Regions from separate parts of the Homo sapiens genome. Here region 2 is linked to region 1. Evidence: chromatin contacts called from ENCODE Hi-C or POLR2A ChIA-PET data. All regions are on one chromosome and are shown on one strand. Each heading gives the region's core, a stretch centred on a gene start or an enhancer-like site at or near the end of the contact. The rest is flanking DNA. Distances are from core to core; before and after follow the strand shown. Region 1 holds the start of POLR2H (RNA polymerase II, I and III subunit H). Region 2 has its middle 75 kb from the start of EPHB3.

Region 1 (5,415 bases), core at 386-2,885:
GAGAAAGTAGAAGAGAAAAGAGAGGGAAGGCGAAGGGATGGAGAAGAGAAAGAAGGGGATGAGAGAGGAAGAAGTACGGAGGAGGAAGAGAATGGAGAGTATTAAGAGGCAAGCACGGTGTAGGAGGAGGGAGGTGAGAGTGGGAGAGAAAGACAAAGGGATAGGATGGTGAAGGGGGGCGGGAGCAGGCTGGAGCACAGAGTGCCCGGGACAGAGCTCGACCCTGAGAGCTCATTCCAGAGACAGCTGGAAGGGACGGAGATGGAGAGGTGGCTGGTGTTAAGAGGCACCATTTCAGAGGCCAGGTGCCTGGCTTCCTTGACCATGCTCCTATCCTGGTCTGGGCAGATTGGCAAGTGTCTCCTACCCCATCCCAAGGGTTGGCCCCTCTACCCTTGCTCTACTCCCACCTCTCCCTGACATCCTGATTCATCCAGCTACTTTCTCCTAACTGGGCACCTCCCAGACTTATAGCCTCTCCTCTCCAAGACGTTCCCTCCCTGCCACCTTCCTGGGCAAATTCCAGCCCAAGCTGGTAAAAAGGAACCACGGGCCCCTTCCTTTCCCTAGGGCTTGGGTCTTCCACCCCAGTGACATGAGGAGGGTCACGTGGCTTCTCAAACACCAAGTAACAATGGGGGCGATAAGTCAGCTCAGAGCCCAGGACCCCTGCTTCTAATGAGGTCAGGGGACACACCCTGGGGTGGGTGGGGGCTGGATACCCCGCATCAGCATAGACAAAGGTCCCAATTCCCACACCCATTCCTGCTTCACCCACCCTCCCTAAAGCTCCTGTCCCCCAGAGTGGCAAGCCACCTTTTTCCAGAGTCAACTGAGGGGCTCCTGGAGCCAACGCTGGGTGTGGAGCCTCCAGAGGTAGGGTCTGGGGCTGACCATCTTTCTACACACTCGATTCTATGCTTAGCATGGTGCCATGCACATGGCAGGGACACAGAGAATGTCTTGGGTGGTGGAGATAGTGGCGTAGAGAAAGTTCAATGGTGTGAATGGTGCCGCGGAAGGGGCAGTGGGGTGCTGAGACTTGGGCCCAGGTGGTGAAGGGGAGGTGCAAAGAAAACGTGCATGTTGTGGGGTGAGGGGAAGGACACCTGAGACAAGTACCTGGTGTCCTTGTCCTCTGCAGGCCCTCAGCCTCAGCCAGAAACCAGCATGCAGTTTTCCATCCCTTCGGCCCTGCAGCCTCAGACTTCCAAGCCTCAGTTTCCCCAGCTCAAAATGCTAGGACAGGATTAGGGTAGGCCCCTGGTCCTCGCGCTTCCCAGGGTAACCTGGAGCAGGGGTCCCGGAGCGCACTCCTGGGGCTCAGCTCAGCTTCACTTACCAGGGTCTGCTCGTACTGCAGCGCCCGTGGCTCCATCCCTTCCTCCGCCGCCGCGGCCGCCATCTCCGCGCACTGCCCTCTCGCCTCCCTCGGCGGTTCCGGCTCTGTCCTGGACTCGGCTCCCGGCCCGCAAAGTCCGCGCCGGCAGCCGTCCCGTCCCCGCAGCCCGGGAGGCCGAGAGCAGAGTGCGGCGGGCCCCCGGCGGGCGCCGCTGGCGCAGCCTCCCGCTCGCGTCCCCTCCCCGGCGGGCGGGCCGAGGGCGGTGCCCTCTGCGCTGCTCCGCCCGCCGGCCCATCCGGAGGGGACGGCCCAGCCAGGCTGGGGTCCGCGCGGGGCCTCCCGAGAGGCGGCAAGGGGCGCTGGGAAGGCGCAAGCCCGCGCCGGCTCCCTGCGGATGCCCGGGTCGGAGAGGGGCGCCCGGGAGGGGCGGGTCTACTGGCACGTGGAGGGGCCGGCCCGGGTTCGCGGTTCCCCGTGCCCAGGCAGGAGGGGCTGCAGACGCCTGAGCTCCGTAGGGGTTGGGGCTGGGGGCTGCGGAGCTGTCTACATCGGACTCCTCCGGGTCAGCCCGTTAGGAGCCGCCTCCCCTCTGCCCCTCCGAAGAGACGAGCGGCCCAGACAGGCCTGGGAAGGCCCCTCTGCCCCGTCAGGGGTGAAAAGCAAAGCTGGAAGGATTCGGAGAGGGTTGGGGCCGTCTTCCTCATCCTTCCTTTTCTCGGGGCTCCCGTGGGTAGGTGCACTTGGAGCAACCGGGCCTGCGGGGTGTGCGGGGGTGGAGGTTGGGGAGGGCACCGGAAGGGGTAGGCCGGAGGGAAGGGAGCTCCAGGTGCCGGGAAGTCTACTCCTGGGACGCGGGCGTGGGTCGCTTCTCCCTGGCTGGGCCCAAGGAGGAACCCAAGTCGCTGCTTCCATCCCTCCGCTTTGGGGGAACTGCCTGCTGGTGTTCTGGGTTCTCTATCAGGGGCTGGGGAAGGATAGAACAGAGGGCGGAGCGCGCGCAGGGTGGATGGGCAGCGTAGAGATAGTGTGAGAGGAGCGAGGGCAGCGCCCAGGAAACGCACAAGTGTGCGGGAGAGCCAGCACCAGGAGTAAGGGGCATTTGGGAGGCAGAGGCGGGGCTCAGGGGGCGGGAGCAGTGCCCGGGAAGGGGGGGCCTTGTGATAGAAGCCAGCACTCAGGAGGAAGGGCCAGTGTGAGGGAAGAGCTGGTATCCAAGGGACAGGGCAGTGCCAGGCTGAAGGGGCACGGAGGGGATCCGTGTCCAGGAGAAGGCAGTGGAGGGGGAACGCGCAGCACTAAGCTGGAGGGGTAATGCCCGGGGGAGGGGGGTGGCGGGAGCCCGGCTGAAGGGGCGGTGTAGGGGAAGAGAGCAGGGCCTGGGGGGAAGAGGGAGGGCAGTGGTGGGAGGGTGCAGTACGAGAGGAGGGGACAATGCAGGCTTTCCTCTTCTCCATAGCGACGTCATGGCAAATTCCCAAACTGGACGGATCCGGCTCGGGTTACGTCCAGCAGGGCCGAGCCGGCCCAGGCCGGCCCCGGGGTCCTCGGTGCCGGCTGGAGGGGCTGGGCACCTCTGGGGCGGGGTTCTGCTCCACCTGCCCTCGGCGCGGACTGTGCCCTCGGCGGGCACGCGGACCGGCGGGGTAGGGCTAGGGCCCGGCTTCTCTGGGCCAAGGATCAAGGTCCCTGCCTGGGTTAGGCCCCCACGCATTCCAGTCTTCGGAACCCGGCCTCTGAAGAGGGCGCAGTAGGGCCCCAGCGGAGCGCGAGAACCCGCTCTACAGCCTATTGCTTCCCCGCCCTGGGCAGAGCCACCTGGACATGAGACCCGCCCTCAATGCCGAAGCCTCTCGGAAGCAATCTTTCGGGACGGAAGTTAAGTAGCCCCGAGCGGGAGGCTGTGGCGGAAGTGGTCGCGTTACCGCTTGTTTGTGCGCATGCGCCACTCTCGTCTGGCCGCCGCGCTTTCAGGAGGTGCTTTTGGTTCTCTCCGGTCTTGTCCACGCTAGGGGGTGCACGTACTCCCAACTGTGGTCGCGCTCTCACCCCTTCTGCTGCTCTCGTGGCCCCCTCGCGATGGCGGGCATCCTGTTTGAGGATATTTTCGATGTGAAGGATATTGACCCGGAGGGCAAGAAGTTTGACCGAGGTAAGTAAGGTATGTAGGGGCGGTTTGGAGGAAGAGGCTAACCTCGCGGACATGCCCCTGGGCCCCGTGTCCACCCAGCTCTTGTGGCCTGCCCCTACCAGCAGGTCCTGGTGTAGGGACCTCCCTCAGTAAACATTTTATGGATGAGAAAACGGAGACTCCCGAGCTCTCTCTGGCTTCACGCATGCCGTGCCCGGTGCCTGGGTGGCCTTTTGTCATGGTGCTGGCAAACTCCTAGGCATATTTATAATCGCTACCTGCTCTGTGCTAGACACTGTCTTGTGAGACCAGCCTGGCCAACATGGTGAAACCCCGTCTCTACCAAAAATACAAAAATTAGCCTGGCGTGGTGGCGGGCGCCTGTAATCCCAGCTACTTGGGAGGCTAAGGCAGGAGAATTGCCTGAACCTGGGAGGCGGAGGTTGCAGTGAGCCAAGATCGCGCCACTGCACGCCAGCCTGGGCGGCAGAGCGAGACTCCGTCTCAAAAAAATGACAGTCCTCATGAGGTGGGTGGTGCCTTTCCCATTTTTCTCTGAGAGGTTGAGTAAACCACCCAAGGCTTCACAGCGAGTAATCTGACTTCAGAGCCTATATTCTTGTATTGCCCTCAGAATCTTTAGCGCTTTGTGAAGTCTTCTTTGAGTTAGAGTTAGCTGCTTGGTATATACCTTTTTTTTTTTGAGACGCAGCCTTTCTCTGTTGCCCAGGCTGGAGTGTAGTGGCACGATTTTAGCTCACCACAACCTCCGTCTCCCGGGTTCAAGCGATTCTCTGCCTCAACCTCCCAAGTAGCTGGGATTACAGGCATGCGCCACCACGCCTGGCTAATTTTGTATTTTTAGTAGAGACAGGGTTTCACCGTGTTGGCCAGGCTGGTCTCAAACTCCTGATCTCAAATGATCCACCTGCCTCGGCCTCCCAAAATGTCGGGATTACAGGCATGAGCCACTGCACCGGCCTACACCTCTTTATTTTGTCATCTATCAATAATTTTCTCTTTGATGTCTCTTTCTTTGCCTGGAGACTAAGATGTTTTTCAAGACGGATACCAGTTCTTATACATCTTGGTCACTCCCCTCAGCACAGTGCCTAGCATAGAAAGAGAAAACCTTTGGATGATTGAATAACTTGCCCAGAGTCAGGTTCTCAGTCATCCAGGCAGGCTTTGCTGCTGGAGTATCTTTGGTTGTTTTCTGGGGATTACGTTCGCTTGCCACAGTTTTTCTCCCCTTTTCCTTCTTGCATATCTGGTTCTGATTGAGCCTGAATTTCTATGAGAGCAGATGAGAGACCACTGGATGTAGACTGGGTTAGATTGAGTATCCTGTTGCATACAATCCCACACTGTAGGATCTGCCTTGGCAATACCTCTGTCACTCTTTTCCTGCTTCTCCCCAGTGTCTCGACTGCATTGTGAGAGTGAATCTTTCAAGATGGATCTAATCTTAGATGTAAACATTCAAATTTACCCTGTAGACTTGGGTAAGTATTGAATACAGACAATAATAAGAGACTTTTTGCTGCTTCTGCTATTCTTTACTCTCTGATATTGCTGTTATTTTCAGGTGACAAGTTTCGGTTGGTCATAGCTAGTACCTTGTATGAAGATGGTACCCTGGATGATGGTGAATACAACCCCACTGATGATAGGCCTTCCAGGTGAGGGAGTGGAGAAGGTAATACTTGAAATATGCCTTGAGGACTAAGTAGATAAGTGATATAGAAAGACTCTTCTAAAATTCCTGGAATAAATGATGATCAGCAGAATCTGAGTAACCTTAAGGAAATTTCTGCACTTAAGAATTCAAACAGGCCAGGCACCGTGGCTCACACCTGTAACCCAAGCACTTTGGGAGGCCGAGGCAGGAGGATTGCTTGAGTCCAGGAGTTCAAGACCAGCCTGAGCAACATAGCGAAACCTC
Region 2 (5,367 bases), core at 1,924-4,423, 280 kb after region 1:
CTTTCTTGCTTTGGAGCTGGAACCAGCCATAATAGATCAGACCCAAGCTCAGCTTCTTTTTTTTTTTGAGACAGAGTCTTGCTCTGTCGCCCAGGCTGGAGTGCAGCGGCGCCATCTCGGCTCACTGCAAGCTCCGCCTCCTGGGTTCAAGCAATTCTCTGGTCTCAGCCTCCTGAGTAGCTGGGATTACAGGCTCCCGCCACCACCCCTGGCTAATTTTTGTATTTTTAGTAGAGACGGGTTTTCACCATGTTGGCCAGACTGGTCTCAAACTCCTGACCTCAGGTGATCCGCCCGCCTCGGCCTCCCAAAGTGCTGGGATTACAGGTGTGAGCCACCTCGCCCGGCCCCAAGCTCAGCCTCTGTTTGGCCTCAGGAACCACCAACTCCTAGACCTCTCTCTGCCACCCGGGCCACTTGTAGGCCTCCATATCTTATGTCCAGCTGCCCTGAGTGGAAAGGAGGGAGTTCCACCCCAGGAAGTCCCGTGGACATCTCAACCCCAAGGTGCTTGGTCTTTTTCTCCAAACCTCTCCTTCTCCCTGGTGTCCCGAAGTCGGAAGCTTCAGACAACCCCCACTTCTTCCTTGCCCCACCCTTTCTGGTCTGCCTCAGAAGGTGCTCTGAAGGTGTCCTCTTGTCCCCACTCCCATGAACCCAGCCCCAGCAGGCCCCTCTTCGGCTCTTGCCAGGACTATTGCAGGAGCTGCTAGCTGCTCTTCCCACCCTCAGTCTCCCTTCCTGCCCATCCCTTCTCCAGACAGCTGCCAGTAACTTATTAAAAAGCCAAAATAAATAAAAGCGTATAGTGTCACTCTCCTTCTCAAAACGCTCCCCTGGCAGCTGCAGATAGAGTCTAGAGCCCTGGGGTGCCGCACCAGGGCCCCCGTTCTGTCCCATGTCCCTCCCACCACTCTCTCTGAGCCCTTCCCTTCCTCTCTGCTGGCTCTTTAGCCTGAAATAGCTTTTCCCTCTCCTTCACCTTGAGTGGATTTGGAATCCAATTTAGATATCATCTTCACTTCTGAAAACTTCTGCCTCCCCACACATACCTCCATGAGAATCGTTTTTAATCTTTTTACTCTCAAGGGTGTGTACAAACTTTAATTCCAGCCCTGAAACCACTACCCTTCAGCTCAGGGTCCCTTAATGAGTCCATCCTCGACGCCTGTGCCAGGCAGGGTCCTGTCATGCGTATGTCCTCTCTGGCCATCTCCATTTGACACAGTCCTGTCCAGCTTGAATCTAACCTCCCTGATGTTGACTCGTGTCTCCCTTCCTTTGGGATTTTCAGTCTGTGGCCACACTGGGCCCTGACTCTTTTGCCCTGTGCTGTCCACATTGTTTTCTACGTGCGGGTGTGGGGCCACCCCAGCTGGCCTGGGAGCTCCTGAGGGTGTCAGGGTGGAGTTCCTGCAGCCATGCCCCTGTGGAGCTCTGAGTGGTACTGGGCTCACAGCCAGGACTCAGCGACTTTGGGGACTGGGGCTGCAGGGCATTGAATTTAAGTCGGGAAGAGGGAGGAGGAGGGGACGGGAAGAAAGGAGCCCTTAGCAGGCGCTGAGTGAAGGCAGGTTGTAGGCCCCTGGGACTCCACTCTCAGGGCAGGACTGGGGGCCACAAGGCCTGCTCTCGCCTGGCAGCTGTGAGGAAACCTGCTCCCAGAGGTGATGCCAGAGGTGCGGGCCACCGGGGCAAGTGGTCTGGCGGCTGGCCAGGATCTGACTCTGACACTGGCCTGCTGAGTGCCCAGAAGAAAGAGGCTCAGAGGGAGAGCCAGAGCATGAGAGACATGGCAGGGACGCTGAGTGAGAGGGACAGAGAGAGACACGGCAACAGGGACAGAGACAGAGAAGAGGAGAGGGGGGCACAGAGACACATACGCTGAAAGAGAGACAGACAGATTCAGAGACAGACTGAGAGACAGAGTGACTTAGAGACACGCACAAAGAAACAGACTGATGGAAAGAAAGACAGGGTCCGAGAGAGACACACAGACCAGAAGACAAAAAGGAAGGCAGACAGAGAGGACAGAAAGGAGTGAGGCAGCGTGGGGAGAGAGAGGCAGGGACAGAAACACAGACACAGACAGACATGAGGGCACAGGGCAGCCCGAGAGAAGCCCATAAACACAGGCACGCACATGCGTGGAGGAGGCACGAAGCCACCTAAAGGTGGAGGGAGGGTGTCGGGGAGGAGAAGGCACAGGCCTGACGCTCAGGGCCTGGGGTTGGGTGGCGGGAGGCTGGGCCTGTCGGCTCCTCTCCTTGACGTGAGTCAGGGGTGGTGGGCAGGCTGATGGGGCAGGCCTGAAGTAGGGCTGCGTGGAAGGGCTCTGCGGGGTCAGGGGAAAGCCTGGGTCCAGCTGTGAACCCTCCAGGATCCAGGGCTGCCCCAACAGGAGCCCCAGGAGAGGGAGCTGGAACCAGAGAACAGCACGTGGCAAGAGGCCCCAGTTAAGCTTTGCAGCAGGATGGCCCAGTGGCTACTGGGTTCAGAACAGCTTCTTGGGAGCTGGGTGTCGTGGCACATGCCTGTAGTCCCAGCTGCTCAGGAGGCTGATCGCTTGAGCCCGGGAATTCACGACTAGCTTGGATAACATAGTGAGACCCTGTTCCTTAAAACAAAAAACAAACAAACAAAAAAACACAAAAAAAAACAGCTTCCTGGACATGGAACCTCTCACCTCAGCAAGGAGAGGAGCTGTGGAGGGAGCACAGGGCTGAGACCCTCAGAGTTCCTCCATGGGAACAGCGCACCTGCATCTGTGTCTAAGCCTCAGAGAGACTCCCCAGGCCCTTGGCAGTCCATTCCATTGTTCCACCGTCCAATACAGAGAGCCCACTGGAAGTCCTCCCTGCTGTCTCATTCTGATACCTCTTATTGCAAGTGCAGCCCACTCAACTCTTTAGGAGGTTAAAAAAAAAAAAGCAACAAAAACCCCTCCACCGAAATCTGAAATGCCACACAGTGCTCAGACAAAGACCCCTTTCTGCACAGCTTTACTCCCTCCTACACCTCTCTCCCCCTCCCCACCCCGCTTCCTTACTGCAGGCTAAATTGGCAGTGGGGAGGTTTTGAGTCAACAAATGCAGTGGGTTGGGGAAGGGAGCCCTGAAGGGGATTCCTGTCTGGGAAACATTTGCTGACAGCAGTTACTATGACAAGGAAGGCCTGCAGGAGAACCCAGCAGCCCCTGCCTCCTGCCTACTGCCCCTCCCAATTCTAGCTCTCCTTGCCCATCCCCCCTCCCAACCAGTTCATTCACTGACTCATCCATTCCATCATTTACTCAACTCAACAATCTTTAGACATTTACCATGCCTCCAGCACCCGCTTGGCATTTCATGTTTATTCTTCCACTCTGTCCTCACCACAACCCACAAAGTTATCTGTTGTTTTCCCTTTTGACAAAGTAGAAAGCTGAAACCCAGTATACTGAATTGACTTGCCCAGAGTGGTGCAGATGACAGGAGGCAGAGCTGGGATTTGCACCCAGGACTCTCTGCTTTCCAGATCAGTGTGGGGGTTTCTGAACTGCGTCAGGAAAGCAGGTGCCAGGTGATGAGTACTGTACAGGCTGAGACTTCGCCATCTTTGGCTCTGCATCACTAAAACTGTGCCCAGCACCCACACACAGTAGGCACTCAGTACACACTTGTGCCATACATTCAGCACACATGAACTCAGTATACACATGTGCTTTTTGATGGGAGGGCAAGAGTCAGCAAAAGTGGGACTCCTGAGAAGAGAGGGCCTTCCTGTTTGGAAGCAGCTGTACCTCGGTTCTGCAATCCAGGCACTCAAGGGCATTGATAAAGTGCCTACTGTGTGCCGGGCACTGTGTTAGGACCTCTGAATACAAAGATTTAAAACACAGATTTGTAGTTTGCCCTAAAGGAGGTCTTTGTTTAGTGGAGGAGGCAGACATATAAACAGATGGAGTTAGCAGTGCTACAGAAATAAGTACCAAGTGCCGTGGGGTTGCAGGTGGAGCAAGGACCTAAATCTGAAAAGCAAAACAAGAAAGCCTTTATAAGACAATGTAAAAAAAATCTCCGTGACCTCAGGGTAGGGAAAGATTTCTTAAACAACACACAAAAATAACACTAACCATAAAGAAAAAGATTGACAAATGTGGGTGCATTAAAATGAAGAAGCTGTGTTCTTCAGAAGACAACATGAAGAGAGTAAAAGGGAAGCCACAGAGCAGGAAAAGGTTTTGCAACACATGCAACTGACAAAGGGCTCAGCTCCAGAATGTGTAAAGAACTCCCACAAATGAGTATGAAGATTGGCAACTCAATGGAAAAACTGGATCAAATGCATAAATATGGAAAAATCCAAATGGCTATAAATATATGAGGTGTGTGACCTTATCAGGAATCAAAGAAATGCAAATTAAAATCCCAAGAAGATTCTACTACATACCCTCCAGATTAGCAAAAATGTAAAAGTCTGATAAAACGAAGGGCTGGTGAAGATCTGGACCAGGAGTTCTCAAATATCTCTTCAGAAGCAGCCGGTCAGCATCTAAGCAGTCAATTCAGACATGTGTACTCCAGAGGTGAATCGTGTACAAGAATGTTCGTGGCAGGCATTATTCATGAAGGCCCCAGACTGGAACCAGTGAATATCCAACAGCTGTAGATTGGATAAACTGAGTACAGAGAAACAGAATGAAGAGCACAGTTAATTCTGCCTGAGGGGCTGGGGTGTCTGGGAAGGTGGATCTTGGAGGAAGAATAGTTTCCCAGTCAAGGAAGCGGGAGAGAGGTTATCCCATCCAGAGGGTTCAGCAGATGGATGATCATGGGGTTAAGAGCAGTTCTAGCTTGTCCAGGAGGCAGCTGGATTAGGGGCTGGCAGGGAGAGAGGCAGGGAAGGTGAGCAGAGAGAGGTTGGATGTGTTGGAATGTGAAGGCCTCTGTGGGCCATCGAAGGAAATTTGGCTTAAATACAAAAGTGAGAGATAGTCAGAAGCAAGGAGCAACTAGAGGTTATTGCAAAAGATGATGCAGCAGGAAAGAAACATAGCAGTGTGGCGGAAGAGAGAGGGTGCATTTGGGAACCATGTCTGAGACAGAATACATAGGATGTTGTGTGGGGTGTTGGGAGGGGTCAGGACGGAGCTGAGGCAACTCCCAGGTCTCTGGCTGGCCGGCTGGGTGGAAGGTGATGCTCTAACTCAACATCCAGAGACTGCGGAGGTGGAGGTTTGAGGCAAGAGCTAAGAGGACTAGTTGGGGACATGCTGCTTTGGTGGTGCCTAGGGATACACAGGTGAACATCCAAGTTCACCAGGATGTGGAGCTTGGACATGAGCCACAGATATCAGAATTACTAGAGCAAGAAGCCATGGGTTTA

The links. A loop is a pair of places that touch in the nucleus more often than their neighbours do. ChIA-PET counts read pairs that join two places held with the same protein, here RNA polymerase II (POLR2A). Pooled maps may share reads with other maps.
Region 2: a loop to region 1 is called in a pooled map, with 9 times the contacts of the local background. The contact joins the enhancer-like site here to the promoter of POLR2H in region 1. A Hi-C loop is called at or near these places in 4 of 50 pooled maps. POLR2A ChIA-PET finds 5 or more read pairs at or near these places in 2 of 52 experiments (A673 and AG04450).

The regions. Positions count from the first base shown.
Region 1 is chr3:184,360,075-184,365,489 of GRCh38, forward strand. It overlaps POLR2H (RNA polymerase II, I and III subunit H), which reads left to right and starts at 1,636. Exons shown (of 6, transcript NM_006232.5): 1 at 1,636-2,072; 2 at 2,799-3,491; 3 at 4,892-4,975; 4 at 5,059-5,152. The coding sequence starts at 3,419. CLCN2 (chloride voltage-gated channel 2) reads right to left here and starts at 1,531. Exons shown (of 24, transcript NM_004366.6): 1 at 1,343-1,531. The coding sequence starts at 1,405. It overlaps LOC124906311 (a long non-coding RNA gene), which reads left to right and starts at 253. Exons shown (of 3, transcript XR_007096193.1): 1 at 253-683; 2 at 790-876; 3 at 1,145-1,237. RefSeq lists enhancers at 1-188, 3,526-3,645, 4,006-4,075 and silencers at 1,306-1,895, 2,456-2,725, 2,796-3,065, 3,126-3,305.
Region 2 is chr3:184,633,728-184,639,094 of GRCh38, forward strand. No RefSeq gene overlaps it. Among named protein-coding and RNA genes, the nearest start is that of EPHB3, 75 kb to the left of the region's middle. Within about 2 kb of position 3,174, at least 4 of the 41 ENCODE cell types and tissues checked have a DNase peak (open chromatin) inside an H3K27ac peak, as active enhancers do.